Regions from separate parts of the Homo sapiens genome. Here region 1 is linked to region 2. Evidence: chromatin loops called from intact Hi-C (ENCODE). Cell type or tissue: PC-3. All regions are shown on one strand. Links, peaks and the distances in the headings refer to the core of each region. The heading gives the core; the rest is flanking DNA.

Region 1 (8,770 bases), core at 194-8,193, 190 kb before region 2:
TGAAAACGTGGCTGTCAGTCAGAAAGCCACAAATACGGAGGCTCTGTTTTTGTAGATCCGGCTGACAGCTCTAGGCTTGGCAGCCTTGGGAGACTCATTTGTTGTTCTTGTCATGAAGTGATTATAACAAACACACGTTCTCAGGCAGATAGAGAATAACTATCTGTTGTGGGTAGGTATAGTGTCCGTTGTGGCTTTTTTCTAAAAATTGCTGTTGCGTTGGTTTGGATTTACCCAAAATTACGTGTTGTGAAAAAAAGGCTACAATTCTACTTTAACCAGTTATCTATCTAGTAGTTTAATATGTACGTTTCTGCTAAGGGGAAAAGAGAATAAATTAAAATATAGAGTGGAAATTATGAAATGAGTAAGGAAGAAAATTAGGTGAAATTCTAGATTCACTTTAGCATGGATGTCTTGTCCACAGTAATAATTGAACTTTGAACACTGCTAGATTTGGGAGGATTTATAAGAGATTGCTTAGTGCTATTTGTTTTAGTAATGCATTCCTTGATGTACACGTGCATTTACCATCCTTGTTGATTGACGCGCCTGATGGCTTTCATTCCACTGTGAGCTTCTTCAGGGAGGGGATAAAGGTCTTTAGCTGTTCCATCAGCATGACCTACACCATGGTTGGTATTTCTTCTTTTTTTAAAAAAGAAATGTGAAGAAAAGACAAGTTCCTAAAGGTAATGAATTTCCTCTGTGATTTCTACAGTCAAAGAGGCCAACATGGTCACGTTTGAGAAAAAAATCATTAACCATGCTTCGGATGTGTTAGGAAACCATGCGCTTGAAAAGAGGATGAGTGTGTTACCTTCTTAGCAGTAGGAATTAGAGCTTCCAAGTATACCTCTGATCACTGTGAAACAGTCCTTCAAAATTCCCTCAATTTTGGATTGGTAATATTTGCTAAAAGCAACCATGATCTTAATACATATAATCAATATGTTTTTAAATTAGAGATTCTATGCTATTTGTATTTTATGATTAGAAAGCAATGACCCTGTAATGCTATTAGATTCTCTCTTCTGATACAATATCTTGTGACCAATAATGTAGCTTAACTCTCTTTGCTTCTTTCTCTTGTAAGGACAAAGGTAATAACAACCATGGGTTCAAAAAATATATTATAAACAATTAAACATAAATAGAATAAAAATAATGAAACAGGCTACAGTGCTAGGCTTGAAGTTTTTCTTGCTGAATGTCCTTTAGCAATTTATATCATTTATGTTAACCTTACCAGCTTCATGTATAAAATGGGGATCTTACAAAATTATATTCTCATTATTCAAAAGATTGTTGTGGGATTCAAACAGTACAATATTTTTAAGCATGCAATAAACTGGAAATCATGAAATACATATTAGTTTAAAATGGTTTCTTGAATTACAGTAGTTCCTTTTGTAAGAGAGAGACTTTTTACAATGAATACATATTATATATGACGTCTAATTCCAGTAATACATGAAAACAATTGTGGGAAAGTTAAGGAGTTGTATTAACTCTTTCAGAACCAAAGTTTATTCACTCTAAGTGCCTAAGTTACTCCCGAGAATGATTCATGTAGAGGAATAATTCAAACTAACTGATCTTGGTGTCTATCCATAAAATGTAGCATGCTGGAAAATCCCATCTTTATCTTACTATGTGATTCAGAGTAAGAAAATTCTTAACTCAGGCATGGTTTGAATTACATAGAATATTGAAATGTAGTTTCTGAGGGCTTTAAAAATATGTACGTTAGTTTATAAAATGCCTTTGAAATACAGACTATTATATTTATTCAAAAGTCCAAGAATGGGACAGGAAAAAGCAAATGTGTTGAAGATGCTTCTGAGTGAGAGAGATATGTTAAAATGATGACAAGGGACTTTAAGCTGTACTGGAAAGAAAATGAAAATAATAAATAATAATAATGGCAAACACTACTATTACTAGCTCTTTAAAGCCTCATGTACAGGAGTGATAGTAGTCCTTTTCCAAATATATTGTAAGGTTTCCTTCATATTTTGTTGATCTGCATTTTGTGTCATTTTTTCTATAGATACGTTTTAAGTTTGTATTTACCTATATGTATGCATCTTTTTCTTTATGGTTCCTGGCCTTCATGTCATATGTAAAATGGCTTTTCCTATTCCAACACTGTTTAAAAAATTCACTAGTATGACTTTAAAGTACTTTGACACCTTACTTTGTAATTATGTACATTTCTGGTGCATCTGGAAATTGTATTAGCATAAGAAAAGAAGAAAAAGTATGTCCTATATACATATTCCCATACAACTAGTTACTTGACCCAATAGCATTTACTATTATAAATAATCCAGCTCCTCTGCCACCAATTTAAATGGTTGCTTTTGTCATAAAGTACATTCCCATATATATTTATATATTTCTTTCTAGACTCACTGCAATTTCCATTGATCTTCCAAGTCTTATTTCAGAACTAAATTGTTTGAATCATTATAACCATATGATGATATCCTCCATGACATGCAATCTCCACTTGACTTCTATAACATCAAAGACTCCTGATTCCTTCTCTGTTCTGGTTTCTGCTTTGCTGTTCCTGGTGTAAGTTCACTTACTCTGCCCGCCCCTGAAATCTGGGTGCTTCTCCAAATTCAGTCAATCGTTTTCTTTTCAGTCCCAATATTCTCAAGGTACACTCTTATCTAGTCTCAAAGCTTCAACACTGTCAAATATTACTGACAAGTCCAAAATGCTAATCTCTGGCTCAAAATTCTTTATTATGGGTTAGCCACATTCCCTAAGTGTCTACCCATATAGATGCCTGGAAGTCACTTCAAATTCAAAATGTCAAATATTCATTATCTCTGTTGTCTCATTCACCCTAAACTTTCTCTTCTTCCTGTGTCTTCTATGCCTTCTCACGACTTATCAAGAAGTAGGCCAGGCCAGTGTTGGCTCATGCCTATAATCCCAGCACTTTGGGAGGCCGAGGTGGGCAGATCACGAGGTCAGGAGTTCGAGACCAGCCTGGCCAACATGATGAAACCCCATCTCTACCAAAAATACAAAACTTAGCTGGATGTGGTGGTGGGCTCCTGTAATCCCAGCTACTCGGGAGGCCAAGGCAGGAGAATCGCTTGAACCCAGGAGATGGAGGTTGCAGTGGGCCAGGATTGTGCCACTGCACTCCAGCCTGGGCCACAGAGTGAGACTCTGTCTCAAGAAAGAAAACATAAAAAATAATAAATAAATAAATAAATAAATAAATAGAAATAGGCCAGGCCAGAAATCTGGGATTAACCCTCATCATTCTCTTGCCCTCACTGTGTTTTTAGTTAGTTAATAAGTTTGTTATGCCAATGTCAACTCTCCTATTGATGCCACATTTAAGGATGCCATCATCTTTCCCACAGGCCATGTCAGCTGCCTTCCTCTTTTTCAATAACTCCCCACATTATCCAACAGATCTCCCTGAAATGCAAATCTGATCATTTAATTTCATCTACATGAACTTTTTCCCGTCTCACAGTATTAAGATAATCCAACTTTAATATAGCATTTAGAAGCCCCTGCATGGCCTGGCCCTTGCATACCTCATCTCTTGCCACTGCTCCCCCTTCTACTAATATTCTGGAAATGCTGAGCTTCTTTATGTTCCTCAAATATGTCCTGTCTCTGCTGCCCACAAGTCTTTGTCTAAGCTTCTCCATCTGCTTGGAACACTTTTGCTTCTTTCTCCCTGGCCAACTGCTGCTCATCAATCTGACATCAGCTGAGGCTTGATTTCCTCCCAAAAATATTTCTCAAATTTTCCTATGGGGTCTTGGTACCAGTGTATGTTCTCCCATAACAACCTGTGCCGCTCCGTTTTAACACTGTTTTGGAAATGCCAGCCTGTGTCTTTCATATAAGGAATTAAATTGCAAAACATATCAAAACAATACATGTTGCCTGATATATTCACCACTGTATTCCTAGTACCCAGGAGAATGCCTGGGCATTCACAGTGTTCTCTGAATATTTATAGAAGAAAGGGACAAAAGAGTGAGAGAGGAATGTAATACATTATTTACATGATGTCTTTCTTTTTCTTTCACCCACATAATACACAAATGGGCAGTCATATACACATTCATAAAATTATCATATACAAATTTTGTACACAAAATATTGAAAGCAAATACTGTAAAATGTGAGTGACTTTTGTGGATATTGAGATTGTAGGCAGTTTTTATTTTTTTCTTTTAGTGTCTCTATACCATGTAAGACAAAAAAAATCAGAAAATCTATAACCAGAAAAGTTATTCAAATTAGACTCATAATACTCTTAATTGCAACTCTTAAAATACATTTTAGAATATAAATATTTTGGTTTTTGTGTTGTATTTATCTTCTAGGGTTTCTCTAATGTAGTACCACAAACTCGTGGCCTAATACAACAGAAATTTATTCTTTTACAGTTCTGGAGTCTACTCCAAAAGCAAGGCATCAGCAGACCTGCACTTCCCCTGAGACTCTGCATGGAATCCTGCCTTGCCCCTTACTGGCTTCTGATGGTGGCCATTGATCTTCGGCATTCCTTTGCTTTTGCAGCTGCAGCACTTCCTCTCTACCTCAGTTGTCACATGGTATTCTTCCTGTGAGTCTCTTTTTTCTTTTCTTATAAGGATATCAGTCCTATTGCATTAAGGATTATCCTACTCCAGAATGACCTTTTCTTAATTTAACTAATTACCTCTGAAAGGATCCAAGTTCCAAATAAGGTCACATTCTCAGGTAATAGAGGTTAGGACTTCAATATGTCTTTTGGTAGGAGACACAATTCAACTCATAGCCTATGTAAAAAGCACGCCTTTTTGTCTAACTCTTATATATGAAATGACAAATAATGAGCTCATCCAGACTGTACTTTTAAATGTCTCACAAAACAAACTGACCTATGACACAAATGTAATTATCCACCAATCTTTAAGATGTGAAGTAATATAGTCTTCCCATTGCTTTTTTTTTAATATTTTGCTACTGAGGAAATTATTTTTTTTGTTTTTCTATTTATTATATTTGTGTGAGTTAGGGATTGAGTTTGGCTGCAAGGAGGTGATTTGACTACAACAGCATTAGCATAAAAGGATATATGTTTCTTACATTATAAGCAAACATAGCATAGGCAATTACTAGTACTGGTTCAGCATCTCAAGCATGTCAGGGCTAAGGATTTGTGATTTTGGGGGCCTTTGACTCAGCATCTTATAATATATGCTCCACAGCCATAATTTTATTCTAAGCAGTTAAAAAAAGAAAGGCATTAAAAAAAAAAAAGTCAGTGGATCATGCCCCCTTTTTAAAAGTGTTTTCCTCAAGCCTCATTCCCAAGATAACCCATTAAGATAACCCAGAAAGGACCTGGGAGAGAAGACATACCATATCTCTTTCCTTCCCCCATCCAACCCATCAAGCACAGAATATTTTTTTTTAATTTCAATAGTTTTGGGGGTACAGGTGGTTTTAGATTACATGGATGAGTTGTTTAGTGGTGAATTCTGAGATTTTCGTGCACTGTCACTTGAGCAGTGTACTCTGGTAGTATTTTATCCCTTACCCACTTCTCATCCCCCAACCTCACGTTGCCAAAGTTCATTATATCACTGTGTATATGTCTGCATCCTCATAGCTTACCTCGCACTTCTAAGTTAGAACATATGGTATTTGGTTTTCCATTTCTGAGTTACTTCACTTAGAATATTGGTCACTAACTCCATCCAAATTGCTGCAAAAGACATGATTTTGCTCCTTTTATGTCTGAGTAGTATTCCACGGTGTGCATGTATGTGTGTGTGTGTACTTACATTTCTTCCCTGCTGTATAAACCTCTAATTTTAGTCAGTTGAGGAGATGGATTTAAGAATGATGTCTCATTTCCTTGGCTGAAGGAAACACACATACACACTACACATACACACACGTATGTATATATGTATAATTTTCTTTACCCATTTGATTGATGGGCATTTGGGCTGGTTCAATATTTTTGCAATTGTGAATTGTGCTGCTATAAACATGCATGTGCAAGGGTATTTTTCATATAATGACTTCTTTTCCTCTAGGAAGATACCCGGTAGTGGGATTGCTGGATCAAATAGTAGATCTACTTTTAGTTCTTTTAGGAATCTCCATACTGTTTTTTATCCTGGTTGTACTAGTTTACATTCCCACCAGCAGTGTAAAAGTGTTCCCTTTTCACCACATGCATGCCAACATCTATTTTTTTTTTATTTTTTAGTTATGGCCATCCTTGTAGGAGTAAGGTATCTCATGGTGGTTTTAGTTTTAAGCACAGAAATTTATGAACATTCACTTAATCTCAGTGGTGAAGGACTGTGTGATTGTTTGAGGGACATAATCATCTAATTAGGTCAAGTTAATTTTTCCAAATATAAATTAAATATACATCAGTAGCGTTGGCTATTGAAACAAAAACTTTAAGTGTAGCCTGCACAAATGGTTCTCAAACACTGATCTACTGTCTGACTCTAGGTTCTAACAATGTTTTTACAGTCATAGAAAAATAAGAATAATTAGAACCATCTGGAAAGTTTGTCACTAGGTTAAATTGATTGAACTTACAAAGCTGTCTCATTTTCAGACTGGGTCTTTTTTACCTTTTGGGGGTTATTAAAATATCATTTCTTATATAAAATGTTGGTAATAATGAATGACAACCCTTTTGTTTTACTGTGTGTGAATGTTCTTGCTCAGAAAGAAAAGAAAAAAATTCTGTTTAATCTTTCAAAAATGTTGTTTCATGAAATCCAGCAATATGAGAACCATAAACAATATTTCACCTTGGTATGTTTTTGGTACATATTTGGTATAAATGACTGTACGTATTTGTGTTTCGGTACTAATATTGTTACCTGAATGCCAGGAGCTTTGTCTAGGTCCTGCTGCTTGCAGCACAGGAAGTCAATCACTGAGCCAGGGAGGAGAGCTTTATACAGGTGTTGCAGACAAGGAAATGAGGTGTGATTCTTAAATCCATCTCTTCAACTGACTAAAACTAGAGATTTATACAGCAGGGAAGAAATGTAAGTACCTGTGGGAAAAGAGGCATTAGGGAGGGATAAGGAAGAGGAGTTGGTAAACAGGAATCACGATAGGTCTGGAATCTCATTGTCCTGATGTAGTGATCTGGTGAATTTCAGTTTCTTGATACTATCTAGGGGGCCTGAGGGTTGGTTTCCTGAGGAAAGAACTCAGGTAAGACAAATATAAATTTCAAGCTTTCAGACCAGTGGGGTTAATTTCTGTGTTTATCCAAAAAACCCAAAAACCCAACCCCCAACAAAAACAAAACAAAACAAAAAACAAAAACAGTAAACATCAGTTATATGGGACAGTTGGACCAGTTTCAATATTACCTTGTCTTTAGACCAAAAAAAAGTTTAAATACATAAAATTGGCTTTTTAAAATTCGCTTTTTATCCTGGCATCAGCTTGGATGCTTTCTAAATAGGATGACATTTAGAAAACGGGGATATGGTGAAGACTAAAATACAGAGGACAGACTGCAGATGCTCCTATACTTATGATGGGGCTATAGCCTGATAAACTTATCATAAGTTAAACATATCATAAGTTAAAAGTGTGTTTACTACCCTGATAAAGCCATCACGAAGTTGAAAAATCTTAAGTGGGACCATCATTAAGTCCAGATGTCTCTTGATTTACCATGGGGTTATGTCCAATATATCGAACATAAATTTGAAAAAATAAGTCAAACCATTACTAATCAAGAACCATCTGGATTTTGGCTAGATACACGACTAAGCACTTTATATATATTGGCATTTTTCCTTATTGGCTCTCATAGAAGTACATACACATGTTACTAACCCACAAATGAAAGATCTGATATTCATAGAGTTTGAGTGACTTGTCAAAGTCTCAAAGAGGGTAAAAGGAAAGTAAGGATTCAAAACAAGCTCAGTCTTCTTCAACAGGCTATGATTTGAATGTATTAGGAGAAAACATGCTACTCCTTTAACTCTATGAGTAAAGCTATGCCTTTATTCAATATAACATGATTTTGTTTTTTGAGCAAAACAATTCCTACGCCCATGTAAGTAATATTTTCCCCTGCAGAGGTGGTCTTCTGCAGAGACCAGTCTGTCCCACAATTTTTTTTTCTAAATGGCTTATGAATAATACAATAAATATATTACTAATATTTAGTGTTGTTATAGTTGACTTTTTAAGTGAAATATAAAATTATATTAGCTTTACTAAATTTTTTAGGACATGACCCAAAATTTAGATCCTCCAGAGCTCAAGCAGTCAAAATAACTGGAAGAACACAGATCTATGATGATGAAAGGGACGGATGCTGGATTTCATTTGGGGAGGAGCAACAGGAACAGTTGAGAAGTTGGCCTACTGGGGTCTTCATGACCACCCAAAGTGAGCAGTTACTACCAGCCCAAGCAGATCATTAACATGTAGGAACATAGGCCTATTTCCCCCAGAACTTTAGATTTTTAAGAGAAGCTTGTTATGTTGAATTTTATATGCAAGCTCCCCATTTTCAAAGGTTGAAAAAGACCTAAAATTTAAACACTTTACAGCTCAACAGTGGGTGGTGGGTACAAAAGTCTCGGGGGAAGGTCAGTCCAGGAGCTAACAGCTTGTAACATATGAGTCAGGTATTTTTTCACATGCATGTGTAATGAACATGATGTTGAACACAAAATGATTAACCAGTAACATCCTAAGCTATTGCTATAAAACAGAT
Region 2 (8,770 bases), core at 534-8,533:
GGGTCACGAGGTCAGGAGTTCAAGACCAGCCTGGCCAGCATGGTGAAATCCCATCTCCACTAAAAATACAAAAATTAGCTGGGCATGGTAGTGCGTACCTGTAGTCCCAGCTACTCAGAAGGCTGAGGCAGGAGAATCACTTGAACCCGGGAGATGGAGGTTGCAGTGAGCCAAGATCGTGCCACTGCACTCCAGCCTGGGCAACAGAGTGAGACTCCATCTCAAAAAAAAAAAAAAAAAAAGGAAAAAAGAAAACAAACAAAAAACTTTATTTATTTGTTTACCTAACTTATCCATAGCTCCTTTAGATGGCTGTTAACGTTGCACTTTTTCAATTTTTAGTTTTAGAACTGCCATTCTACCTAATATTTATCCCCAATTTTCCCATAACCCTGGCCACTCTGGACATTCCATTATGCCTCAGTTTCCGGAGAGATGTGTCTCCAGGTGACCTGAATATGTTCCTTTTCTCTTCTGCTGATTACTGACAACTGACAACCTTCCCCAGAAAAAACTCGGTGTCTGTCTTCCTCTTTTCATTTCCTTTCAAATTCCACCTGGCATCAAATTCACATCTAATCACTTTTAGCTCAGTGTCTTCTTTCGACACTCTAATTAATTCTCTTCTTGACCCAGAGTTAACATTGTTCAAAGAATGTCTCCAAGTGGTTAGGCTATAGTGTCAAATTCTGATATAAAAAGAAATGTATTTATAGAATAATTTTTATTCTAAGACTTTGTCATTTCTACTGGATTTCTGAAGCAAACAACTAGAGAATGATTTTTTGACTACAGCCCCAGTTATACTGATGAACTACTAATTATTTGAGTGATTTTGGACATGTTCTCTCTCTTTCATTATAAAATGAAAGTAGTAAATCAACTAATCTATAAGTTCTCTTGAAGTCCCAAAAGTCAAGGTATTAGGGTAATTAACACTAAGTATCATAGCAAATAACCTCAAGATTTTAATAGCTTTACACAATAAAAGTTTATTTCTTGCTCACATCCCAGCACAGTCCCAGTCAGGTAGCTTTCCTGGTTGAAGCTATTCTAAGCAAAAACCCGGGAATCCAGGATCCAGGATTATTTACCTGATTTGTTGGTAAAGTTAGTTCATGTTTCTTCTGCCTGAATGTGTAATATTTCATAGCTCGTTATCATCTCTACCAGTCAGTGAGAGGCGATATTTTCAGTGGTTTTAATTAAGACATTAAGACAATAACATAGCAATTATTGCCTGAAATAAGATTTGGGTCTTATATCTGTACAGACGAAAATTTTCAATGCATAACCAGTAAGCATTGTTAAAAGCACCTAATAGTGAACCATTGCAAGTTCATATTTCCAAGATAATTATTTCTAAAAGCCAAAACTCTCCATATTAAATTGTATGAGGTTCATCCAATAACTCAACGCTCTGTGCTGTTTCCTCATTTATTAAATATTCAGGTTATTTCTTTGGTCTCTTTATCTAAAATTGTTGCTTTATATTATTTAGGAAGGGATCCTCATATTTTATAAGTATCTCCCTAATTATAGCCAAAGATGTTTTCCTCCTAAAAATAAATATATACCTGTATAACAGGTTGAACAGTGTCCTCCCAAAACTTATGTCCATCCAGAATCTCAGAATGTGACCTTATTTGGTAATAGGGTCTTTACAGATGTAATTAAATCAAGATGAGGTCATATTAGATTAGGATGGAACTTAAATCCAGTGAATGGTATTCTTATATGAGGAGAGGACACACAGAAAAACAGAGAGGAGTCCATGTGAAGATGAACGCAGAGATTGGAGTGAAGCAGCTGCAAGCTAATGAACCCCAGTAATTGTCAGGAGCCACCAAAAGCTAAGAATAGGGAGGGAAAATTTTTCTCTGGGTATTCAGAGAGACCATGGCACTGCCGACACCTTGACTTCAGATTTCTAGTCTCCAGAACAATGAGAGAATAAATTTCTGTGTAAGTCACCAGTTTGTGGCACTTTTTATGGAAGTCTTAGAAAATGAATACAATCACTTTTAATTATGTTTTAACTGTTATAATTACTTTTTCAACTTGACCATCCTCACTAGAACTGTAAGTTCTCCAAGTAACACCTTGTTCTGTAATGTATCCTTGGTACATGACCCAGAATCTGGCAAACAGGAGACAATTACTGCTCATTGAATTAAACAAATGAATAAATAATTCATACTATTCTGGTCCCATTATGCTGTGGATAACTAAAGTTTTTCAATAAAACAAGGAAAAGTCCTATTAAGATCCTCAATCAGCAGTTGTCAGATATCATCCTTACTAAGTTTTGCAGTCTTCTTTATACATAAGATAGGAATAAGAGTTTTTTGACCATCATAGTTTTTTAAAATACAGATGCTTGTATCACTCTTTTAGTGTACTCCTCTCTTGCTATGTCTGCAGCGGGTTAAGTGCATGTGGAAATTCTACAGGAGACTATGAAAAGGCATCTTGGAAGTGAGATTTCAGGAACAACATGGACAGTGGCAGCAAGAAGCAACCCATGCCCATGTTTATTCTGAGTTTTTCAAAGTCTTGCTTTGTCTCTGATGGCGAAACTTAGTCCATCGCACCATTTGTTTCAACCCAGTACAAACTGCCATGTAATTCTGAAGAAGAAATTAGCCAGTCTGAAGGTTCTATAACTGCATCATTACTACTGCAGCTACAGAAAACACTCTTAAATAAAGTCCTGCTGCTATATAGTATGAGACTAGTAAAGAGTGAGGTTCATGTCCAGGCTGACGTGCAGGTGCGATCTCGGCTCACTGCTACCTCTGCCTCTTGAGTTCAAACAATTCTCGTGCCTCAGCCTCCCGAGTAGCTGGAATTACAGGCAAGTGCCACCATGCCCAGCTAATTTTTTTGTATTTTAAGTACAGACAGGGTTTTGCCATGTTGCCCAGGCTAGTCTCGAGCTCCTCAGCTCAGGCAATCTGCCTGCCTTGGGCTCCCAAAATGCTAGGATTGCAAGCATGTAGCCTCCTCAAGTAAGAGACCTTTATCAGACAGGTAGTTAAGAAAGTAGCAATTCCAAGCATAAATTAGTAGTCTACATCACACTTTCTTGTATGTAGCAAAGATTTGTAGAAACAATTATAATTAATTATAATTTACCACATTGTGTTTTTTGTATTGCTATTATACAAAATCTTGAATAATACTTGAATGCAATTTTCAGTCTTCTCTCAAGATTTCTCAAAAGGCCAATTAACTGTCAGCATTCTGTGACCTTGAGAGCTAAGAGTTTATCTCATCTCAGAATGTGAAATATATTTTCTACGTGTTACTAATGCTGTGCAGTGATCTTGGTTGTGCCTCTTCTTTCATTACATGAAAATTTACAATCACATTAGGAAGGGTAAATTGAAGTCACATCATAATCATCAACAAATGAAGAATATGATAGAATTAGTCTCACAAGAGGTGAAAAACTTAACTTTCAAAAATTTAATGTATGCTGATCAAGGCAGTTTTTCTAATTCTAATAACCAAAGACATAGAAAGAAACTCCTCCTCCCATAAAGGAAGACTGTGCCTGTTTTATAAAACATGGAGTTGAACTCAGGGCAACTACAGTATCCAAAGATACTTGTTAACTTTAAAAAGGCACTGAAAATAAATCCACTTTAAGTTATGACCAAAATTATATAGTAAATAGTTAAAAGGAGGATGGGGCAGTGCCTAAATGAAACATTATTGTACAAATAAATTAAAAACTATGAGGTTCAATTTTATTTCATAAACTATACCATAAAATTTTGCTTGTAACATAAAATGTGTAGTATTTCTTAGAGTGGAAACTGTACTGTAAGATATTGATTTTTCCCTTCCTGAAAAAGGAAATGTTGGGGGGAGGGGGTTAGTTTTTCTTAATTCCTTGCTATTCATGCTACAAGATTCATACAGTACATTTATATTATTATTATTTTTTTAAATTCCTGTTTTATTAAGATTGTTACTGAGACACCAGGGGTTTTGCTCACCACACAGAAAGCCAATCACTGAGACAATGAGTATTTCCGGGGAAGGAGGCTTTATGTGGATGCTACAGTCAAGGAGAATGGAAGATTAATCTCAAATCCATCTCTTCAAGTGACTAAACTTAAGGGTTTATAGAGCATGGAAGAAATGTAATTACATGTGGAAAAACAGAAATTAGGGAAGTGTACAAAAGAGGAGTTAGTCAATGGGTAGCAGGTGGTCTGTTAGGCAATCACGATGAATGGGGGGTCTTGCGTCTTATTGGCCAGATGCAGTGATCTGGTAAGTTTCAGTTCCTTGATACTGTCAGGAAACCTGACGGTTGGTTTCCTGAGAAAGGAACTTAGATAAGACACATGTAATTTTTTCAAGCTCTAAGACAAGGAAGGTAAATTTCTAGTTCCATTCAAGGAAAATCATAAATATAAGTTCTATGGGGAAATCAGGCCAATTTCAAGGTGAACTGTCAAATAAAAATTGTATATAATTAAAGTGTACAACATGGTGAATGCACAGCCAGTGAAGGAAAAGCAATAATATGTGATGGTTAATTTCAGGTGTCCACAGTGCCCAGATGTGTGGTCAAACATTATCCTGGATGTTTCTGTGTTTTTAGGTGAGATTAATATTTACTCAGTGAACTTTGAGTAAAGCATTGGGTGCTTCATTATGTGGAGGAGTCTCATCCAATCAGTTGAAGGTGACTGAATGGAACTATAGATCGACCTCACATAAATGAGAGGGAATTCTGCAACAGATCATCTTTGCCTTTGAACTGCAGCATGGACTCCCCTCTGGGTCTCCTGCCTGCCAGCCCACCCTGCAGAGTGCATTTGCCAGCCTCCACAATCAGGTGAGCCAATTCTTTAAAACAAATCTATTTCTATAGACACACATTCTATTGGTTCTGTTTATTTGCAGAACTCTGATTACTGCACAGTATAGATAAATAATTGAATAACTTAGGTAAAATATTATAGGTGCTATCATAGGAGTTTATTCAACAAACTGCTGAATATACTACATAAACAGAAAGAGAAAGAAAAGTCTTATGTTCCAGTCAATAGATAACAAAAAAAATGACTAAATTCAATAATTCAGAATAAAAATTCTGAGCAACTAAGAATAGAAGAAAATGGTATCCACAAAAAAACCTACTGTTAAGACCACATTTAATGGTGAAATATTGAACTCATTAACACTGAGAATATTTTCTCTGACAACTCATTGTCCATATTGCTGTAGAGGTTCAATCCAATGCAATGAGGCAGAAAAATATATATAAGCCATAAATGTAGGAAAGTGTCAAAATTATATATCTCTCAGAGAACATGATGATCTACATATATAAAAGAATCTACCAAGAAACTACATAAGTAATGAGTAGTATTTAAACATCACAGAATAAAATATCAAAATATAAAAATCAATAGTATTATTATAAGCTATTAATAAACTACAGATTTTTAAAAATGCATGTATTATATTATAGCATCAAACAACATTCCTAGAAGTAAATTTAACTAATTATGTATAAGACCTTTATACGGAAAATTACAAAACCTTTCTGAGCCAATTTTAGATAACCAAAATAAATGGAGAGAGGTATCATGTTCATAGAGAAGTAGCAAGTCTGAAGAATCAATATTATTATGATGTTAGTTTTTCCTTGATTTATTGAGGATAATGTGGGTAATGTAACTGGCTCAAAGTCACTTAGCTATAAGTGGTAAAAACTTTGTTCAATCCCAAAATTCTTCCTTTTTCCCTTTACACAAGGTAATTTATCCTGTGCATTAACAAGAGGAAGTCTAGAGCCATGGAAACCAAGTCAGGAAACTTCTCTCTTATTATTAGGTCCACTGCAAATCTAGTTGAGACTGCAAATCGAGGTAAATTAATCCCTTGTGTTTTCGTTAAGAGGAAAAAACTCTCAGCAAAAGTGAATCGAGATTGCATCTTCCTTGAGAAATGGAGAATAAATCCATATAGATAAATTATTTCGAGGAATCACCGGAAGGCAGCTTCCTCTTTTGTTCATTTTAGTACTGCAGTTGGCAAACTTCAGTGTGCATCAGCATCACCTGGAGGGCTGTGGTTAAACACCCATTGTTGGGCCCACCCTCAGAGTTCCTGATTCCAGAAATCTGGGTTAGGGGCCTGAGGCTTTGCATATCTAACAATTTGCCTGGTAATGATAAAGTTGCTGGTTCTACCACCACTCTTTGACACTGTCTTAAAATCGATAGAGCGAGAGCTCTTTAATTGTTCAAATGTAAATGCAGTAAGGCTTGGCTGATCTAATATTAATCTTTAACTAAAACCTCTATTCACTTTGCTTAGTATGTCAGGTTTTATTCATTAATCAAAAAGTCCTACTGCAAACCAAATAGAATAGAGCTTGAGTTACATCACAGCAGAGTTTAAGTTATCCATCTGGTGGTTTACTAGCCTCAAGGCTAGCACATACAACATTTATGTATTTTGGTCTTTCAGATTATATAATCATTAATTCAGTGGATGTGTGTTTTTCTTTTTATTATCTTAATTTAATTAATTAACTAATTTGTTTTTTACAGATAGGGTTTTTGTCACTCAGGCTAGAGCGCAGTGGTGGGATCATGGCTCACTGTAGCCTTAACCTCCTGGGTTCCAGCCATACTCTTCTCTTACCCTCCTGAGTAGCTAGGTGACAGGCACTCGCTACCATGCCTGGCTATTTTTCCGAGAAGGGGTTGTGCTATGTGGCCCAGGTTGGTCTCAAACTCCTGGCCTCAAGCAACTTTCCTGTGTCAGCCTTCCAAAGTGCTGAGATTATCGATGTGAGCCACCACACCCGGCCTTTTTCTTATCTTTAAGACAGCATTTTATATAAGATGCCACATTGTTGCATCATATCTGATCAAATTTAAGGAATAGAAGACAGAAACTTTATACAGATAATGTTGGTGTTTGTTTATTTTAGTATGTGATGAAGCTCACTTTAAGAGCTTACCCTGAGTAGCTGGGCGTGGTGGCTCACGCCTGTAATCTCAGCACTTTAGGAAGCCGAGGTGGGCGGATCACGAGGTCAGGAGATTGAGACCATCCTGGCTAACACGGTGAAACCCCGTCACTACTAAAAACACAAAAAATTAGCCAGGTGTGGTGGCACATGCCTGTAGTCCTGGCTACTCGGGGAGGCTGAGGCAGGAGAATGGCTTGAACACAGGAGGCAGAGCTTGCAGTGAGCCGAAATGGCACCACTGCACTCCAGCCTGGGCAACAGAGCAAAACTCTGTCAAAAAACAAACAAACAAAAACAAAACAAAACAAAAAAAAAACACCTTACCCTGAGTTGCTAATTTAGAGAAAGTGCTGTGAGCCGGGAAAGCATTCATAGAAGAGAGTAAATGTTTTAAACCATTGGACATATCATAAGACAGTTACCAGTAAATGTCTTTTAATATGTCATTACTTTTATGGCATTTTGCTTACTTCATAATTCGGCACTCACCATATTGCACTTCACCACTTCATCTCTCCCTACAAGCAACCACAAATTGTTCTCAGAAAATGCTGAATGGAAAAAATAAATGAGTTCAGATAATTAATTGCAATAATAATGAGAGCAGTGACAGTGTATGTGTTTACTACAGGCCAGGTGCTTTGTTCAATGTACCTCATAAGCAGTATCCCATTTATTTCACAAAACTCCTATAAAGCAGAGTTTCTCAACATCAGCACTATTGATACTTTAGGCTGAATAATTCTTTGTTGTGGGAACTGTCCTATGCATTGTAGGATGTCTAGCAGGATCCCTAACTTCTAGCCCCTAGGTGTGAGTAGCCTCCTCCTGGTAGTAACAACCACCATTGGTCCTGGTTCAGAACCACTAATATAAAGTGTATAGTACTTCATAGATGTGGTATTGGAAATTTACTTTGTCCAAGCTTTTACAACTCATTATATCAGAGCAAGGATTCAAATGCAGGCCCTCAAATTTGTTCCTTCTTGGTATGTTTACTAATAATGGGAGCCATGAATTTCTGTAGCCCAGAATAGGACAAACAGAGACAAATAGACAAATCATTTGAGAAAATATAGGTTTGGATCTTGTTTTTTGTTTTTTTGTTTTTGTTTTTGTTTTTTTTTTTAAAGCTATGGACCAAATTCTAGTTCCTACTTAGAGCAACTTTGGGTGCAAAATTAAGCTGTGATTAATTCCTTATAAGTCAGTCTTTTAAAATGAGTTTTGCCATATTTAAGCTTTAAATTGTAGGGTCTATGTTTTGTCTCAGTTTTTATTACACAAATCATAGGTCCTTGAGTATAACTTAGCATCTGTTCTATTGTTGTGCAAATGGAAACTTTTGGCTGTGACTCAAAACAGCTACTGTACAAAGCAGGATTCTAATTGGCATGGCTGTCTGGGTACAATGTGTCTGGTCACCAACTAACTTGCACTAGATTTATGTTATGGATTTTTATTTGCTTTGTTGCTCTAAGTAGGAACTAGAATTTGGTCCATAGCTTTAAAAAAAACAAAAACACAAAAATAAAATCTGAGGTCCAAACCTATATTTTCTCAAATGATTTGTACAACAAATAATACATGCATAAACTTCAAGTGAAATTGGGATGTATTGTGTATTTTAGGTCACCCATATGCCTATAGATAGATGATTAGATAAATAGATAGACAGACAGATAGAAATCTGCTGTGTAAATCGTGGAGCCTGCAGCACTTCTAAGAGTCAATCAGAAGCTCATGTTCTGGTTCTGA

What was found. A loop is a pair of places that touch in the nucleus more often than their neighbours do. Peaks named below come from ENCODE experiments on the same cell type or tissue, not always from the same donor. Only the 100,000 strongest peaks of a DNase experiment are listed, where the experiment ranks them.
Region 1: a loop joins it to region 2, with 2.1 times the contacts of the local background. A loop is called at or near these places in 1 of 110 quality-filtered maps.

What each region holds. Positions count from the first base shown.
Region 1 is chr3:106,575,209-106,583,978 of GRCh38, reverse strand. The region is part of intron 2 of LOC101929485 (a long non-coding RNA gene); the gene reads left to right. Among named protein-coding and RNA genes, the nearest start is that of LINC00882, 660 kb to the left of the region's middle. In PC-3, for the core only: no CTCF peak of the experiment used is centred there; a DNase peak (open chromatin) is centred at 4,878; H3K27ac peaks cover 357 bases.
Region 2 is chr3:106,381,738-106,390,507 of GRCh38, reverse strand. LOC101929485 (a long non-coding RNA gene) reads left to right here. Exons shown (of 16, transcript XR_007095992.1): 13 at 4,622-4,858; 14 at 5,785-5,897. Among named protein-coding and RNA genes, the nearest start is that of CBLB, 520 kb to the right of the region's middle. In PC-3, for the core only: no CTCF peak of the experiment used is centred there; no DNase peak of the experiment used is centred there.